3 separate regions of the Homo sapiens genome follow, and all the other regions are linked to region 1. A link is an interaction called in ENCODE POLR2A ChIA-PET data of the cell type or tissue named here. Cell type or tissue: GM12878. All regions are shown on one strand. Region 1 overlaps IKZF3 (IKAROS family zinc finger 3). Region 2 overlaps ERBB2 (erb-b2 receptor tyrosine kinase 2). Region 3 overlaps LRRC3C (leucine rich repeat containing 3C).

Region 1 (2,500 bases):
TATACTATATATTATATATATACACACACACACACACACCCCCAGGAATACCATTTCTGGGTTCTAATATAGGTGTATGTTTAGGTTTGATACATATTGCCAAAGAGTTTCCAAAGTGGTTGGATCAGTTTACCCTCCCACTAGCAATGTCTGAGAGTTATACTTGTTCCACATCTTTTTGTTAACACTTGCTATTATCAGTCTTTTTAATTTTTACCATTCTTTTGGGTGTGTAGTGAGTGGTATTTCATTGTGGTTTTAATTTAATTTGCATTTTCCTGATGAGTAATTACATTGAGTGTCTTTTCTTATGTTTATCGGCCATTTTGGATCCTCTTTCCTGAAGCGTCTAAGGTTTTCTGGTCATTCACGTTTTTTTGTTTGTTTGTTTTGTTTTTTTTCCTGAGACGGAGTCTCGCTCTGTTGCCCAGGTTGAAGTTCAGTGGTGCAATCTCGGCTTACTGCAACCTCCACCTCCCAGCGATTCTCCTGCCTCAGCCTCCTGAGTAGCTGGGATTACAGGTGACTACCGCCCCACCTGGCTAATTTTTGTGTTTTTAGTAGAGGTGGAGTTTCACCATGTTGGCCAGGCTGGTCTCAAACTCCTGACCTCAGGTGATCCGCCTGCCTTGGCCTCCCAAAGTGCTGGGATTACAGGCATGAGCCACCACGCCTGGCTGGATTTTTTTTTTTTAATTGGGTTGTCTTTTTTCATACTGATTTTGTGGGCTTTTTTTTTTTTTTTCCAGGTGCTATCACACCTGGCTAATTTTTGTATTGTTTTAGTAGAGACAGGGTTTTAGCATGTTGGCCAGGCTGGTCTCAAACTCCTGACCTCAGGTGGTTTGTCTGCCTTGGCCTCCCAAAGTGCTGGGATTACAGGCTTGAGCCACTGCACCCAGCCAGTAATGTGTACTTTGTCAGATGTGTAATACAAATACTTTATCCCAGTCTGTAACTTGTTTATTTTTCTTAATCTATTTGATGAATAGAATTCTTAATTTTAATGAAGATTAATTTATCAGCTTCTTTTTTGTGACTAAGTGCTGCTTATATCTTGCTAAAGAATTCTTTGCCAGGCACGTTGGCTCCCACCTGTAATCCTACCACTTTGGGAGGGTAAAGCGGGAGGATCATTCAAGGCCAAGAGTTTAAAACCAGCCTGGGCAACATAATGAGACCCCATCTCTCCAAACATTTTTTTAAAAATTAGCTGAGTGTAGTGATGCACACCTGTAGTCTCAGCTACTCAGGAAGCTGAGGTGGGCAGATTGCTTAAGCCCAGGAGTTCCGGGCTGCAGTGAGCTACGTCATGTCACTGCATTCCAGCCTGTGCAACAGAGTGAGACCCTGTCTCTAAGAAAAAAAGAAAAATAAATCTTTACCTACTCCAGGGTCATGAGAATATTCTGTTTTCCTCTAGAAGTTTGATTGTTTCAACTTTCATATTTAGCTCTGTTACCCACTTCAAATTAATGATTCTATTTTTGGCTCCAGCTATTTTACAGTTATAAAACTAGGCATTTTACAGTTATAAAACAAGTCTTCATTTCAATATGTTAGATTCAATCATTTTACCAGAAACATCTTTTTAAAGTAGCAATGACATGAAATGCCCATTTTTCCTTTTCTCTCTGCATGTTCATTTGGTAGCATGTGATATACAAGGTAAAATTGGAATGTATGTTTTTGTCTACAACTTAAGGGTAACTGACCTTTGAAGGAAAATAACACTAGACACTGACTTTGTTGTTTTAACAACAGTTGTCAGCAGTTCACCTGTGCCCCACGGTCTACAGTTTCCTCATTAAACACTTAATCTAGGAGAAAAAATGGAATGCTTTATTTTTTTTTAAAGGGGGAGGGTAGGAAGAACTGGAACAGTAACTTGGTTGTATTTGATCTGGTGTTTTTAAGCAAGCAGTCTTGATGTTTCTTAACATTTACCTTAGCCCAAGGAAATAGGGAAGGAAGTATTTCATGATTGGAGGGATTACTCTCACTTTAATGCATGTCTTTGTTTTTGTTATCTTCCTTTCCCCTCAATCAGCAATAATGCACAGTCAGTTAGGGTGTTTGAAATTAATTGGATCTAAAATTTCTTCTAGTTCTGGCCTTCTAAAATCTGTAATCTGTATAGGAAGGCATTTAAAACACGATTTAAATTCTCTGAAGCAACAGTAAAACTCAAGAGACAAATCCTGCTTCTCTTCTTAATGTGTCACTGACTTTGTGCCCTTGGGCGATTACTGGCCTTTATGTTTTTTGTCATTATTTGTATCTTGGATTTTGTCTGTAAAATGGGGAAAATAATAAATGCCATTGCCCCTATTTATCTTCCAGAATTGTTATGAGAAAAAAAGAAATCTCATTGCACTATTAGGCTGAGTGCTTGATGCCACGTTTTTGGAGAGCCACAGGCAAACAAAAACGGGTTCAGAAGACAGCTCTCACCATGGTCAGGAAACTGGGTGGTAACATCTGAGCTATAACTTATCCT
Region 2 (2,500 bases), 130 kb after region 1:
TTAGCCGGGTGTGGTGGTGCCTGCCTGTAATCCCAGCCACTCTGGAGGCTGAAGCAGGAGAATCGTTTGAACCTGAGAGGTGGAGGTTGCGGTGAGCCAAGACTGCGCCATTGCACTCCAGCCTGGGTAACAACAGCAAAATGACATCTCAAAATAAATAATAAATAAATAAATAAATAAAAATAAAAGTGAAAAACAGAATGGCTGTATGGGTATTCAAAGTACGGTTTATACTGAATGTATATTATTGCTTTTCCACCATTGTAAAGTCAAAAAATCCTAAGTAATATCACAAATCAGCACACAGTCTGTATGCATACAATTTTGGGGCCCCACCCCCAGAGATTCTGACTGCTGCATGGGTACAGGAATGTACACCTGATGATTTTGATGTTCTAGCCAAAATTTCCACCCACAGGTCATGATTTTCCACACCTCCCAGTGTTTGCATAGGCTGTCCCTTCAGCCTGGACCACCATTTCTCCACAGGGTCATCTTTTAAGACTCGGCTCCGCCAGGCACGATGGCTCACACCTGTAATCCCAGCACTTTGGGAGGCCGAGGCAGGTGGATCACCTGAGGTCAGCAGTTCAAGACCAGCCTGGCCAACATGGCAAAACCTCATCTCTACTAAAAATACAAAAATTAGCCGGACGTGGTAGCGCATGCCTGTAATCCCAGCTACTGGGGGGCTGAGACAGGAGGATTGCTTGAACTGCTTGAACCTGGGAGGCAGAGGTTGCAGTGAGCCAAGATCGTGTCATTGCACTCCAGCCTGGGCAACAGAGCAAGACTCCATATCAAAAAAAAAAAAAAAAAAAAAAGACTTGGCTCATCGCCAGGAGTGGTGGCTCACTCCTGTGATCCCAACATTTTGGGAGGCCAAAACTGGAGGATCACTTGAGCCCACGAGTTTGAGACCAGCTCGGGCAACATAGTGAGACCCTGTCTATACAAAAAAAATTTTTTAAATTACCCAGGCGTGGTGGCACGCTCCTATAGTCCCAGCTACTGCAGAAGGGTAACTTGAGCCCAGGAGGTCAAGGCTGCAGTGAGCCTGTGATTACACCACCACATTCAAGACTGGACAAGAGAGCAAGACCCTGTCTCAATCACTCAATAAAAAGATAGCGTATCTGGCTGGGCACGGTGGCTCATGTCTGTAATCCCAGCACTTTGGGAGGCCAAGGTGGGCGGATCTTGAGGTCAAGAGATCGAGACCATCCTGGCCAACATGGTGAAACCCCGTCTCTACTAAAAATACAAAAATTAGCTGGGTGTGGTGGCATGTGCCTGTAATCCCAGCTACTTGGGAGGCTGAGGCACAAGAAGCGCTTGAACCCAGGAGGCAGAGGTTGCAGTGAACCGAGATGGAGCCACTGCACTCCAGCCTGCAGGCAGAGTGAGACTCCGTCTCAAAAAAATAAAAAAAAGATAGTGCATCCTGGGATAGATGGAGCTCCCGGGTGTTGATCCAATATTCTTGTCACCCTCTCCTCTCCATACCCCCTTGCTTAGCACAGGGTCTGGTACATACCAAGCCTGTAACACATGCTCATTTCACGGACCGATGATCGCCTAAGACAGACTCCAGTCTGTTTTTCTCCCCAAAGTCCTTTCCAAAGGTCCCCACTGCCCAGTCAAGTCCCACCCTGTGGCTTGGGGATCAGGTCCTATGGCATCCAGGTCAGACCCCACCCTGACTCTAACTTGACCCCCTTATTCCTGTGCTTACTCAACAGCCCCCGACACCAGAACTTTGAAGACATCCTGGATTTCCTGATGCCTCCCCCTCCAGTGTCACCTTGCACCCCAATGCTTTCTACCTAAATGCAAGTGCAATACCTGCTCCTCTCTCAAAGCCTAGCTCAAATGCCACCTCCCACTCGAAGCCTCCCACCATCCCCAGTTAAGAATTCATCACTCCCTCAGTGCTGCAGCTGTACTCTTCTCAGTCTCCCTTGACTTCCAAGGAATTGAACTTTGCCTGTGTCCCTCACAAGGCATCAAGTTACTCTAGGGTGTGGAGGGACTGGGTTTCCTAGCCATCTTTCCTTGCAGTCCCCTCCCCTCAGCATCTGAGCAGGTCCTCTGTCACTTGGTGAAGTGGAAAATGACAGGAGGTTCCACAGTGGAAGAGTGGGTGGGAAGGGACATATGTCAGGGGGTCCCCTCCCTACAGCAGTGACCACCCAGCATCCAGTGGGGGAGTGAAGGGCAATGAAGGGTACATCCTGGGGTCCAGGCCAACCTGGCTCTCTGCTCGGCGGGGCAGCCCTTGTCATCCAGGTCCACACAGCTGCAGGAGAAACAGTCTCATCAACAATTCTGGGAACCACCCTCTTGGGAACCACCTTTCCAGCCTCACAACAACCCTGGGAGGGGTGTGGCTGGGTCATTATCCCCATTTGACAAAGGCAGAAACTGGGCTCAAGGCCGTCAGTGCTCCTTCTACCACCTCACAAGGAGACTCCTTCTCCAGCCAAGGAACCGGCATGCC
Region 3 (2,500 bases), 90 kb before region 1:
GAGCCTTATGTGCTAGTTGAAGGGGACATAGACAGGGTTCTTAAGGTGCTGGGTCTATGGCAGGGTTCTCAAAACACCCTGCACATTCAAATCACTTGGGGAGCTTTTACAGATTAGTTATGCTGGGGCTTCATCTGGACCAATTACATTAAAATCTCTGTGCATGGGGTCTAGGCACTGGTTTCTTTCGAAAGCTCCTCAGGTATGTCTAACGAGCAGCCTGAGTTGAGAATTGATGGTCTGGAGGGAGGCACAGACATGTCTCCACAATGCTTTGATGTGCTGCCTGCATTAATTGATGTTTGTACAGGGAGCTGTGAAGCACAGAGAGAGAATAAGTATTAATAACATGGCAGAATCATCCCTTCCCTCCTACTACCAGATTAACACACATGGCTTTGGGAGTGGCAATGCACTCAGTCCTTGATGATTCAACCTGATTGATCTCAGCCCATCAGAAATCCTGTTGCCTACTTCTTCAATCTCCTTTGCAGCTGAGGGTGGCCCAATTCTGGTCAATGACATCTAAGCAGAAGTCCGCAGAATAGGTTTGTGGGACAGTCTTTGATTTGCTGGTAAGAGAGGATAGGGCTGGGCTCTGCTCCTCTCCCTACCTTTTTTTTTTTTTTTTTCTTTGAGATGGAGTCTCTCTCTGGAGTGCAGAGTCTGGAGTCTCTCTCTGAGTGCACCCAGGCTGGAGTGCAATTGCATGATCTCGCTTCACTACAACCTTCACTTCCCAGATTCAAGTGATTCTCCTGCCTCAGCCTCCTGAGTAGCTGGGATTACAGGCCTGCATCACCACACCCAGGTAATTTTTGTATTTTTAGCAGAGATGAGGTTTCGCCATGTTGGCCAGGCTGGTCTTGAACGCCTGACCTCAGGTGATCCACCTTCCTTGGCCTCTGAAAGTGCTGGGATTACAGGTGTGAGCCAGTGCACCAGCCTTTTTTTTTGAGAGAGGGTCTCACTGTGTTGCCCGGGCTGGAATGCAAACACAGCTCACTGCAGCCTTGACCCCCTACCAAACTCAAGCAATCTTCCTGCCTCAGCCTTCTATGTAGCTGGGACCACAGACATGTGCCACCACAACCAGCCAATTTTTTTTTTTTTTTTTGTAGAGATGAGGGTCTCACTTTGTTGCCTAGGCTGGTCTCAAACTCCTAAGGCTCCTGCCTTGGCCCCCTGCAAAAAGTGCTGGGGATTACATGCGTGAGCCACCGTGCCTGGCCCCTACTTTGAACATGAAAGGGTCAACTCAGGCCATCTCGTGGCCATGAGACAACAAAGCATAAAGGGAGGGTTGAGTATTACTGAGATGTTGGCCTGGAAATCGCTGAGCTACTCAACCAACACCAGCAACTGCCACCTCTAGACTCAATACGTGAGAAAGAAAACCCCCTAACTTCAGTGCTTCTCAACTTGGCTGCACACTGGTATATAGGCAGTTTTGAAAACTGCTGATGCCTGGGTACACCCATGTGGCATGTGTCTGGTAATGGAGATTTTTTTTTCTTGTTGAGACAGAGTCTCACTCTGTCGCCCAGGCTGGAGTGCAGTGGCACCATCTCGGCTCACAGTAGCCTCTGCCTCCTGGGTTCAAGAGATTCTCCTGCCTCAGCCTCCCAAGAAGCTGGGATTACAGGCACACGCCACTATGCCCAGCTAATTTTTGTATTTTTAGTAGAGACGGGTTTTCTCCATGTTGGCCAGGCCAGTCTCGAACTCTTGACCTCAGGTGATCCACTTGCCTCAGCCTCCCAAAGTGCTGGGATCACAGGAGTGAGCCACCGTGCCTGGCCAGGTGATGGGAATTTTCAAAAGCTCCTCAGGTGATTCTAATGGCAACCTAGGGTAAGAATCATTATTTGGGTTTTCTGTTGATTTCTGCTGAGAGCATCCTTAACTGTACACTAGCTTTTCCAGGGTATAATCAAGGAAGGCTTCACCAAGGAGTGACATTTGATCTGGGCTTTCAAGGCTGGGTTAATCAGGTGGAGAAGCAGAATGTGCAAGAGCAAGGGAGCATGAAATGGCTTGGCTTCCAGATCACTGCGTGGATGGAGGGGGTGGTGGCAAAGGCCAGGGGTAAAGAAGTAAAAAGGGAGCAGATCCTTGTGGCTTGCACGCCATGGATGCATTGGGACTTGATTCCGTGGCTTATGGATTAAAAAGGTTTTATTTAGTTTTTATTATTTTATTTATTTATTTTTTTGAGACGGAGTTTCACTCTTGTTGCCCAGGCTGGAGTGCAATGGCATGATCTCAGCTCACTGAAACCTCTGCCTCCCAGGTTCAGGCGATTCTCCTGCCTCAGCCTCCGGAGTAGCTGGGATTACAGGCACCCGTCACCACACCCGGATAATTTTTGTATTTTCAGTAGATACGGGGTTTCACCATGTTGACCAAGCTGGGCTTGAACTTCTGACCTCAGGTTATCTGCCTGCCTTGGCCTCCCAAGGTGCTGGGATTACAGGCGTGAGCCACTGCGCCCGGCCTA

What was found. ChIA-PET counts read pairs that join two places held together with the same protein. Peaks named below come from ENCODE experiments on the same cell type or tissue, not always from the same donor. Only the 100,000 strongest peaks of a DNase experiment are listed, where the experiment ranks them.
Region 2: POLR2A ChIA-PET joins it to region 1 with 5 read pairs; 6 of 35 experiments call an interaction of 5 or more read pairs at or near these places.
Region 3: POLR2A ChIA-PET joins it to region 1 with 6 read pairs; 6 of 35 experiments call an interaction of 5 or more read pairs at or near these places.

The regions. Positions count from the first base shown.
Region 1 is chr17:39,847,556-39,850,055 of GRCh38, reverse strand. The region is part of intron 1 of IKZF3 (IKAROS family zinc finger 3); the gene reads left to right. Among named protein-coding and RNA genes, the nearest start is that of IKZF3, 16 kb to the left of the region's middle. In GM12878, no CTCF peak of the experiment used is centred here; no DNase peak of the experiment used is centred here; H3K27ac peaks cover 1,077 bases.
Region 2 is chr17:39,719,586-39,722,085 of GRCh38, reverse strand. ERBB2 (erb-b2 receptor tyrosine kinase 2) reads right to left here. Exons shown (of 27, transcript NM_004448.4): 16 at 2,252-2,299. Among named protein-coding and RNA genes, the nearest start is that of MIR4728, 5.7 kb to the left of the region's middle. In GM12878, no CTCF peak of the experiment used is centred here; no DNase peak of the experiment used is centred here.
Region 3 is chr17:39,937,152-39,939,651 of GRCh38, reverse strand. All of the region lies in intron 2 of LRRC3C (leucine rich repeat containing 3C), which reads right to left. Among named protein-coding and RNA genes, the nearest start is that of LRRC3C, 11 kb to the right of the region's middle. RefSeq lists enhancers at 1,146-1,195, 1,206-1,325. In GM12878, a CTCF peak has its summit at 1,268; a DNase peak (open chromatin) is centred at 1,365; H3K27ac peaks cover 761 bases.